3 separate regions of the Homo sapiens genome follow, and all the other regions are linked to region 3. Evidence: chromatin loops called from intact Hi-C (ENCODE). Cell type or tissue: endothelial cell of umbilical vein. All regions are shown on one strand. Each heading gives the region's core, and the rest is flanking DNA. Links, peaks and the distances in the headings are about the cores only.

Region 1 (3,540 bases), core at 326-2,825, 280 kb before region 3:
GCACTCCAGCCTGGGCGACAGAGCAACACACCGTCTCAAAAAAAAAGAAAAAAAAAAAAGGTTGGGGGCAGTTTGATATAATGTAGTTTGTGTAAACTTTCAATTCAGGTCTTGCTCTACCACTTATTAATCTTTGGACAAGCAGTTTACTTTCTTTGGGCCTCACTTTCCTCATCTTCAATAGGAGAATAATGCATACCTTAAAAATCGTGATTAAAAAATACTTATCACTGGATCTGGTATAAATATTACTTGCAAATGGACAACTGTCTTGTTGATTTTAAGAATAAAATAGAAAAACATTTTAACTGTCCTATTTTTACAGTAGACCTTAACATTTGGACAATGTGTTGATGCTTGTCAGAGCTGACACTTTATTAGCAGATGAGAGGTCCACATGAGCACCTTTTAGACTATCTTCCGAACTTAAACGGTCTGTTCTCTTGAACAGACCCCCAGTAGCCACGTAGTTGAATAAAATAGACACCTAACACAATATTGGCCAAGCCTGAATCTCTTACTTGATAATTAGGAACTAGGAAAAGAACTCATGTTACTGGAGAAGTGACCTCATCCTTGAATGCTCTGTGTAATTTCTTGGAGGGATTTTTAAAATATTTTTAAAAATACTATTATTTGAGTCCCCCTCCAAGGGATTCTGATATAATTAGTAGGAAGGTACCTGGCCTGGACATCATAATTTTTAAAACTCTCTACGTGTTTCTGGTAAGTAGAGTAAAAAATTACTGGTCTAGACCTACACAATATTAATCATTCTGGATAAAGAAGTAGAGAAAGCCAATTGGAAGAGGGAGAAGAATAAAGTAGCTGTACATAGAAAGAAAGAGGACAAAGCACGAAAAATCTTCTTACTTTCCTCGAGAATTCCCAGCTCTTCCTGGAGGCCTGGCTGCATTTCTGCATGAGTTTCATGAGATCTTCCTGTAACTCATGATAAGTATCTGAGGCCAATTCATTACTTCCCACCAAAGGAGTTCATTCTAAATTGGAAGTCAGAATTCCAGTAGGGAGAAAAATGCTCTATTTTAGGCAAGACCTTGGCAAAAGTGTGATGTTGGTGAATCTTTGTGTCATTTAATGTGACTGAATTATAGAAACACACACACACACACACACACACACACACACACACACTCTTAATTACCCAGGGCAATTACTTACTCTTCCCACTAGATAGCTCTTGGAGAGACTGGCCTAAAACACACACACACACACACGCGCGCGCGCACACACACACACACGCACACTCTTAATTACCCAGGGCAATTACTTACTCTTCCCACTAGATGCTCTTGGAGAGACTGGCCTAAAACACACACACACTCTCTCTCTCTCTCTCTCTCTCTCTCTCTCTAATTACCCAGGGCAATTACTTACTCTTCCCACTAGATGGCTCTTGGAGAGACTGGCCTAAAATCAGCAATCTTCCAGAGCTTCAATGCCACTCTATGTTAGAATCATAGAATAATGGGCTTTTATAGATTTGGAATAAAGCTAATGATTATTTCATCTAAACTGATTATCACCTTACTGGAAACTAATTTGAAAAAGACACTAAGTACCCAAGGTCACTAGTCTAATACATTCAGTAAATATGTTGAGTATCTCTCTGCCAAGTCTTATGCTAGGTGCTGAAATTAAATCAAGCGGGAGATAGCATATATGTAAGCAAATAAGTACAGAGTACGATTAGGAAGCAGCTTTGCTTGTGGGAAGCTGAGGAGGTTTTTTTTTCTTTCTTTCTTTTCTGTTTTCATCAGCTATACTGCAATATAATTTGTATATAATAACATTTGCCAATTTCCATTATACCATTTGATGAGTTTTGACTGATGTATGGAGTCATGCAACCATCACCACAATCACTCACCATAAATGTTGAGTAGGAATCATCAGCCTACTGTGATTCCTGTGCTGCGAAAGACTGAGACATGAAGCAAAGGGATGAGTTAAGAGGTTATTGTGGTAAATTCAGTGAGAGATAACCATGCTTAGACCAGGAGGTAGTAGTGGAGATGAGAAACGTAATATATTTGGAAAAAGGGACAATAGATTTTTCTGACAGACTGGCTGTAAGGTGTAAAAGAAAAGGCACAAATGATTGTAAGGTTTTTGGCCAAAGGTATTGGAAGGATACAGTTGCCATTCATTGAAATGGGCAAGGCTGTAGAAGAAGCAGGTTTGATGGCAGAAAATTTGCGTCAGGGGTTTTCAGTTTAAAATGCCTAATAAATATTCAAGTGTAATAAGTTTAAAATACAAATCAGAAATATCCAACTGATTGCAACAATCTAATCAGAGGAGAGGTCTGAGTTAGGGATAGAAATTTGGGGGTGTAAATTATATCCTGAATAAACTGTAATGTGTCCATCAAGAAGGATAACATCCTAGGGGTGTTTGATGATGGATACAGACTGTTTTCAAAAAAAGAAAGAAAGAAGAGATGATTAGCACACAATGTCCAGAGGTGAGGCTTCCTGGATGCTCAGTAACTGAAACATCCAGAAATATTCTTGGGTTATATATCGGTAAGTTATCTTGGCCTCAGAACTTTGTGGGAATATATCTTAGACCATGACTAGTTCTGATTTTTGAATAGGCCTTTTCTGAGTTCGTTGTTCTACACTTTACCACAAGCCCCTTGTGGAAAATGTGCCCAGCCAAGACTTCAGAGTTTATGGCGATAATAATCACAAAGTCATGGAATTAGGGCTTGGAAAATATCCTAAAGTTTATCTAGCTCCAACTTCACACCCATGGCATGACTAATAGATAATCTGAGTCATATCCAATGGAAATGAGCTCACATCTCCCAGGACAGACCCTACCCCTAATGGACAACTCTATTTCAAAATTCTTTCTTATGTGAAATACAAACATAACTCGCTGTAGTTAATTTTCTTTTCTGCATCTAAGGGACCCCAATGACTATATTCCTGCAGTTTGTGAGTTTCAACTTGACCATAAGTTTCTTGGGTTTCTCCCCGTTACAGAGCCTGTTACACAGTTTAGGTTTTAAAACTTCAACCCTTGGCCTTCATGACACCTTTGCGGTATCTTCTGTCAAGAGGCTTACTAGACTTTTTTTTTTTAGTTTAAAATAATTATTCATGGTTAAATTGTGATAAAACATACATAATATAAAATTTACCATCTTAGACATCTTTAAGTGTACAGTTCCAGTGGCATTAAGCACATACATCATGTTTCTCCAGAACTTTTTTACCTTGCAAAACTAAAACACTATACGCATTAAATGATAGTTTATCATTTCCCCCTCTGTCTCCCTTTTTTACACATAAGGAGGATTTTTAGTGGAGAGGACAACAGGACTGACTTTTGAAGGCTTAGTTGGAATTTTCAAAGCATTAACACCGGCAGGAAAGAACATTCTAAGCAAAAACAAAAAACGAAAGGCAAAATGCAAAGATGCATTAATGATATTGTTTTATTTGAGAAATTATAACTAGTTCAATAAGTGGAAGCAAAAAATATTTTGAAGGAGGGATAGGAGATGAG
Region 2 (3,540 bases), core at 326-2,825, 280 kb after region 3:
TGGAAAGCAAGATGGATGCTATTTATAAACCAATGATTGAAAAAAAAAATTCAAAACTCTGACCGATAGACCAATGTATCCTATATTTTTAGTGGAAGCCATAGAAGGTATAGTTCTGTAGTAAAATACGTCATTTCAGTGATACACAGTTTACATTCATGTTTTTATTTTTTTAAATCATTATACATCTCCATAGGGTTTAGGTCCCCACTCCCCCCCAAGAAAAAGAGACAGAAAAATCACAAACATCCAAAGTTAAAAATTTGTATATAAATTGTATAAATTTAAATTTATAAATATAAATGTATATAAATTATATAAATATAATTTAAATGCCCTGTAAGTTTTCCTTTCAATAAAAACATTCTTACAATTTATATTTATGTAACCATCATTCAATAAGGCTAATATATAAAGATATTGCAAGGAACTCTTTCTTGTCAATGATCTGGAGATATTGCTATTGGCTTTTATTGGTAAGTTTACTCAGCAACAGTTAAGATATATACAGTCCATTGCATCTTTGTTTTGCACATTCTTGTTCAGGGTAATAAAAAGGGCCAAATTCCTTTAGTTAAACTTTTACAATGATATTGTGGCAATATATTTGAAATATTTGTCACTCTCCAAGGAATTATACTGATCAACATACAGCAGACTTTCAAATAAATCTAATTATTTGAATATGTTTATGATGGTTACTTAAATAATATTTAAATATGTAAAGATATGGCTACTTAAAAACGTTGCAGTGTTCCTGTAAAATCAAGGTTTGTTTGACTTTGATCAGGTCTCCTCCGTAAGAAGTTCGTACGGCAGTAGCAGAGCCAAGGGTCTTAAACATTCTGAAGCACCTCTTCCGTTCACCCGAAGATCTCAGGCATTCCGGATGCTGTCTCTCTGCTTTGGAATCCTGCTGAAATGAGCAGAAGTGTGCATGTGAGGAAAGTCAGGAAAGTTCATTTTATTCAGAAGTATGGAAAGGGCTGTGTGGATTTGTTTTAAAAGACCCGTCCTGGACATTGAGAGAGTGCTTTGAATTGGATATTGATATTTTCATTGAAGCTAGAGGAATCTGAAATGTTCACTGGAGTAAAGAGATTATGTTGTGATAACAACAAAAATAAGAAGCAGTGTTTCTCAGCCGGGCACGGTGGCTCACACCTATAATCCCAGCAATTTGGGAGGCTGAGGCGGGCGGATCACCTGAGGTCAGGAGTTCGAGACCAGCCTGACCAACATGGTGAAACCCCGTCTCTACTAAAAGTACAACTATTAGCCAGGCGTAGTGGCGGGCGCCTGTAATCCCAGCTACTCGGGAGTCTGAGGCAGGAGAATCGCTTGAACCCGGGAGGCGGAGGTTGCAGTGAGCCGAGATCGCGCCATTGCACTCCAGAAAGCAAGACTCTGTATCAAAAAAAAAAAAAAAAAGGTGTTTCTTACTACTGTGGCTTATGATGTAATGAAAACATGGTTATTCGCCACCATGGCACACGTTTACCTGTGTAACAAACCTGCACGTCCTGTACATGAATCCTGGAACTTTAAATTAAATTAAGTTAAATTTTTAAAAAAGAAAATATGGTTATTTATCATACGGGAAAGACCATGATGTGTTGACTGGTGTGCACTAGTTGCTAGTGCCCTCTGCTGGACAGAATGAGCATTTCACCAGGAGGGCTGTGGCTGGGCTGTCTCCCTTGTTACCAGCAGTAAGGATGGATACATATTTTTCCAATTCAGATGCTTTTGTTGTAAGACACACAACACACAGCATCTCCCCAAGGACAAAAAAATCCAAACTAAAGACAAGATACAGAGACTCATTCTTACTATGTGATTCTATTAGGAATAATGGTTTTCAATTTGCATAAACTCTGATAGCATTTTCTTTTTACTTACCCTTCCTGCCTTCTTTTAAACAAACTATATAAAACTCCTTACACTGAAATGTATTCCATAGGAACTCTTCCTATTCTTTTTCTTTCACTCTCTATCTCGGACATATTATCTAAAACATTTCTTTTTAAAAGAATATATCTTATACATATTCTATCTATATATATATTTTTAATATATGTTCCAGTTGTAAAATGCATCAATATAGTGTCATTTCAAATCTAGGCAGTAACCATGACATTGCCTTGCTCACCTCAAAAGGCTCCAGTTTATCATAAATGATCAGTAGCCGAGAGTGTGAAATCAAAGCTAGAGAAACATGAAAGACCTCCTTCTGGTGTCAAGTCCTTTGAGGCCAGTTCGGACCAGCAGTCCAGCAGTAGGAAACACAGCAGTGGAGGTGTGCAGAGGCTTGTGTGAACAGTTCACCGTTGTTCACACCCCTTGAGTTTGGTTGTTGAATGGAAGGTTGAAACATATTTCCTCAACTCAAAGCAAAACTAACCTGAAAACATAAATTGGCCCATTTGGGCTTCAAACTTGACTCAAATGTACAAAAAGGGGTTCACAAACTTCAGGGAACCTGATTCAACCTTTTAGTTTGTTAAGAAACCCAGAAGAGAGGGCCTTTATAGTTATCAAAGGTCTGCACGTTACCTCGCCAATGGAAGTGTGCTGTTAATAAAAGCTGCTCCCCCACGTGTCGGGGGCACCAACCCACTGTGCCTCAGAAGTTCCCAAATGTCTGGCATGGTACCAACCTTTTTTTTTAGGCTAAATTTATACTCTATCCAGTTAAACTGTGATGAGCGGAGTGTCAGTTACTTCAGTTAAACAAATAGCTAATTCTGAAAATAATATTAAAATTAACTTTGATAAGGTTATAGACATAAAAACTGAACATATTAAGGTTTTATATCATTGTCCACTTTATAATAATAATTTCAAAAACTTACAGCAAGGACCCTAATGTATTTCATGTTTGCTTTGTACTTTTCTTCGATATATTTGAAAATGTTTGAAAAACGGCTTATACTCCTGTAACATCTGCTAAATGGTCTCATAAGTGTCAGCACCTTCAATGTCACTTGCTTTCTATAAATAGCTAACATGCCTGAAGCTTCTCAAACATCACTTACTTTGTACCTGGAGGTTTGTTTTCCCTCTGTGTTGGAACAGATTTTTTTTTTAATGTATAGGCAACCCTAACACCATTGTTCTATTTTTCATACTTGGAGCTCTTCTTGCCTTTTGTCATATCTGATATTGTTTTAATATGTGGAAATCAGACAAAAATGTCAAAAGAAGAAGAAAACACCAGCAGAGATGTACTATAAATTGAAATATTTTATATCTACAGTAAAAAAAAAACCTTTAATTTTAAAAATGCCAGAAATGATTCCATCAGTATGAAAATAAAGATGTCATGACTAAATAGGAATTTTCAGTCTCTTAGCTGTCAATAATTAATAGATTATTTACACTGGCACACTTACATTTCCCAGCTTTCTGGATTCCATTTACACTTTGATCCTTTGCTCAGCAGCAAATTTAGCATCATTGTGACCTTCCTCTGCCCAACACCATCCGCCCATCAGACAGGGAGAGAGCATCATCTGATATGTGCATTTATTAAGGCAG
Region 3 (3,540 bases), core at 723-3,222:
TTGTCAACTAATTGATAGAGCAACTAAACAGTAGGATCTCTCTTTTTCAAAGTGCCTGGTCAGTTTTAGAGTGAGCATTGATTCAGAGGGTTCAGATAAGGGCCCAGGTAGAGATGTCCTTGTCCACACCACATCTTTGAGAGTTGTACAGGCCAAAGAAGAGAACAAAACGCCATCAACTGCTGTACAGCCTGTGTTTCAGTAGACTCTGAGGGACACAGCCTTATCACAGAGCATAGAGATTAACACATGTAATTCTTTGTAAAGTGAAAGAGAATGTGTTGCTGAGAGTGAAAGGAATGGTTTTACAGTACAGCAAGTGCTGCCATGGACACCCTGGCCATAGAACCACCCACAGAGTAAACAGAGCACAGGATTTCAGAGAGAAAAGAAATTGTGATTTTCCAAAGGAAGAAGTAATAGGATCCTAATGGATGTGGAACCTCTTTTTTATTTTTCTGTATGTTCTCAGAATAATGCCCACTTGTTATCCTGGATTCTCCCAAGAGTAAAATGAAACTCCGGTCATCGGCATTATCATTGTCATTATAATCTTCCTCCTTCTCCTACTCAAATAATCATTTTTGAAAACACATAGAATGGTGAGATTTTTATGCTGTGTAACATTTGCTCTGGACATCCTTAAGCAAAATCACATGAGAAATATTACTTCAAGTCCACTAAGTCTGTCATAGGTGAGAATAATTTCTTGGCTGGGGAAATATGTCTTTTTTAAATAGTTCTTCTATTTATACTTATAGGTAAACCTTTAAAATTGTAGGCAAAAAGCATTGCCAGAAGCTCTTATTTGGAGAGATTGAGGCATGTGTTAATCTGGAAATAAAGAAAAGTCCTCACATTCAAACCCGGCAGTGAATTTTATGGTGATATTGCAGACTAATTGTCTTATTGTTGTAATGCATTATCTAACCACACGGCCCTGCCTTTCTTACATGCACATACTATTTAATTCCTTGAGCCTGAATTTCCATGTCTGTAAAATGGAGATAATGTATATGTGACTTGTAATGATGTCGTGAGGATATAAATAACGAGTGAATAATTTAGCAGAGCAACTGGTACTTAATAGGTTCTCAAGTTATTTCAGTCTAACCATAAAAATAATATTGCCACTGGCTTTGAATTCTAATTTTATTTTTTCATATGAAGTGGACACCAGCTTAAAAATTATAAAGGCTTCAAATAGTTTTACCACTCGCAACCAAGACACACTGTATAATCCCACATCAATGGATCTTAGTAGTATAAGGAACTGAATAGCAAGGAAGAAACTGAGTTAGAACTCTGGTCTATTTTAAATGATAAATACTAGCTGCGATGTAAAACCATTTGTGCGTTTCCTCAATAACTCTACTTTGAAAGTGCACACCATTTTTAAAGTAAAAGTACATTTAAGGTTGATAGTAAGAAAAATTTACTACTTGTTCCTGCATCAAGGTTTTAGAGCAAATAATACAATGAAGGTATTATACATATTCGTAGATATATATGATTATAGTTCACACCAGCCTATCACATAAATCAACTTGTAAAACTCTCCTTTCTTGTTTCCAAAGAGAGTACATATGATACGGCATCTACCATGGAAACTAAACCAACTTGGAAATAGCAATAATGTCCTTAATTCAGTAATTCTTTTTCTTTTAGCTGTGTTTTTCCTCTGGGTAAACCTCTCTGCGCACTGGATTTCTTTCTAAATCTGAATGTCCTCTCTGGCCATATTGAAGAATGTGCTCACTGTACTGTTTCATTAAACTGCTGTGTTGTCGGGTAATTGTTTAAACATAATGCCATAGCACTATCAAAAGGAAAGGTGAACTAATGGCATTTGCAAATGTCAGGGATTATCTTAACACTTTTATTATAGTTTATAAAAAGTAGGTTCAGGGCATTTCATGGCAATTATTTCTACAGAAATTGGTTATTTAAATAAATTGCTAATTATCTGAAGATGACAGTATTGAAAATGCTACTAATGAGTTGTTTAATAAGTGTAGCTTGTGGTGGCCACCTACAGGTTGAAAATAGAAAGAACATACATATAGACTAATTATGCCTAGTAAATGCCATATATTTTTCTCTCTAGTGACAAATTTAAAGACATTTAGCTCTTCATGCCATCTTTTGAGTCTTGGACAGTATAGTGAGTTTCTAAGCTCCTCATAAATTTGGTTTTGGTTCTAAAACAAATTTCACTTTGCTTCTGTAATTGTCTTTGTCCTATTATTCTTGGACATAATTATCTTTAGTTATAGCTAGTATGATTTTATAATTTATCATCTGAACTGGGATACTTTTAGACCAAAGGAAGATAGCTATTGTTACATTATGTAATTACAAATAAATACAGGTATAATAAACTGGGACTCTCTTGGGCAAACTGGGCTATATGGTTACTCTAGTTATACAATTACTAGCTATTCTACTTCTAATTTAATTTTTATCCAACAATTAATATAATGTCTATTTTTCTATAATGTTGATTTTTATGGTTTTATCATACCTGGATAATATATCTTTATTAATTATAACAATTATTATTATTAACTCTTCTTTCTAAAGCTTAATTTATATCCAGACACTTAAAATCAGGAAGCAGCATAGCATTGTGGTTAAGAGCATGGTGTTGGGAGTCAGGTAGGCCTGGATTCAAATACTGGACCCATACTTTCTAACAGAGTGATCTTGAGGATGTGGCATTTATCCCTGCTGAATCTCAGTTTACACATCTATAAAAATAGAGACAGAAATATCTATTTCATAGTAATGTGACCAGCACAATGTATGCAAAAATAAATAGGAAACTATCTGTCAATTAGAAAGCACTCAAAAGAGGAGCATTTATATTTAACATATTTAATCTTAAAAGTTAACTCATACTTGCTTCTTTTCTAAGTTAATCACTGGTATCTGTTGGAAAACTATAGAGCATATAAAATTGCTCTTAAACTACCAAGAATAAGTTATAGTATCCCCAGATTTTGAATTGGAAGAGAAAAACTAATCCAATATTTCCTGTAGTACAGAGAAGTCTTTCTGTTGCATCTTGCTGTCAAGTAGCCATCAAGATTCAAGGAATAGGGAAGTTCCATTGTAGCTGCTTTCATTGCTGAATTTACAATAAATTAATTATAAAAATAAGAATAATAAAACCAATCGTGTATGCTGAATTGTTCGTTCCAATTTGCTACATAGGATAAGCCCTTTTTTTCATGATTATCCTTCAAATATTTGATGACCATTTATAGGATTTCTTTTAATCACTATATAGATATATATGATATGTGTGTGAGAAAGACAGATCAAGAGAGATCATCCTATTCACTCTGTTGTGTTTGTAGATCTTTTATCTAAAATATTGGACACAGAACCAAACATGTTCTTTGTAATGTACAGAGGATAGAATCACTGTATGTATCACTCATATATAAAAATGTCACATCATATATACTGATGATGCTTATTCTCGTAAGGTGAATTTTAGGAACATTATAAAAATAGATATTTTTACTACAGAAG

Evidence for each region. A loop is a pair of places that touch in the nucleus more often than their neighbours do. Peaks named below come from ENCODE experiments on the same cell type or tissue, not always from the same donor. Only the 100,000 strongest peaks of a DNase experiment are listed, where the experiment ranks them.
Region 1: a loop joins it to region 3, with 13 times the contacts of the local background. A loop is called at or near these places in 27 of 110 quality-filtered maps.
Region 2: it touches region 3 in a loop (3-fold over the local background); 5 of 110 quality-filtered maps call a loop at or near these places.

What each region holds. Positions count from the first base shown.
Region 1 is chr1:97,523,594-97,527,133 of GRCh38, reverse strand. All of the region lies in intron 12 of DPYD (dihydropyrimidine dehydrogenase), which reads left to right. Among named protein-coding and RNA genes, the nearest start is that of DPYD-AS2, 270 kb to the left of the region's middle. In endothelial cell of umbilical vein, for the core only: a CTCF peak has its summit at 1,357; no DNase peak of the experiment used is centred there.
Region 2 is chr1:96,964,851-96,968,390 of GRCh38, reverse strand. No RefSeq gene overlaps it. Among named protein-coding and RNA genes, the nearest start is that of DPYD-AS1, 130 kb to the left of the region's middle. In endothelial cell of umbilical vein, for the core only: a CTCF peak has its summit at 1,653 (motif pointing left); a DNase peak (open chromatin) is centred at 1,630.
Region 3 is chr1:97,242,636-97,246,175 of GRCh38, reverse strand. The region is part of intron 18 of DPYD (dihydropyrimidine dehydrogenase); the gene reads left to right. The region is part of intron 1 of DPYD-AS1 (DPYD antisense RNA 1); the gene reads right to left. Among named protein-coding and RNA genes, the nearest start is that of DPYD-AS1, 150 kb to the right of the region's middle. In endothelial cell of umbilical vein, for the core only: no CTCF peak of the experiment used is centred there; a DNase peak (open chromatin) is centred at 2,035.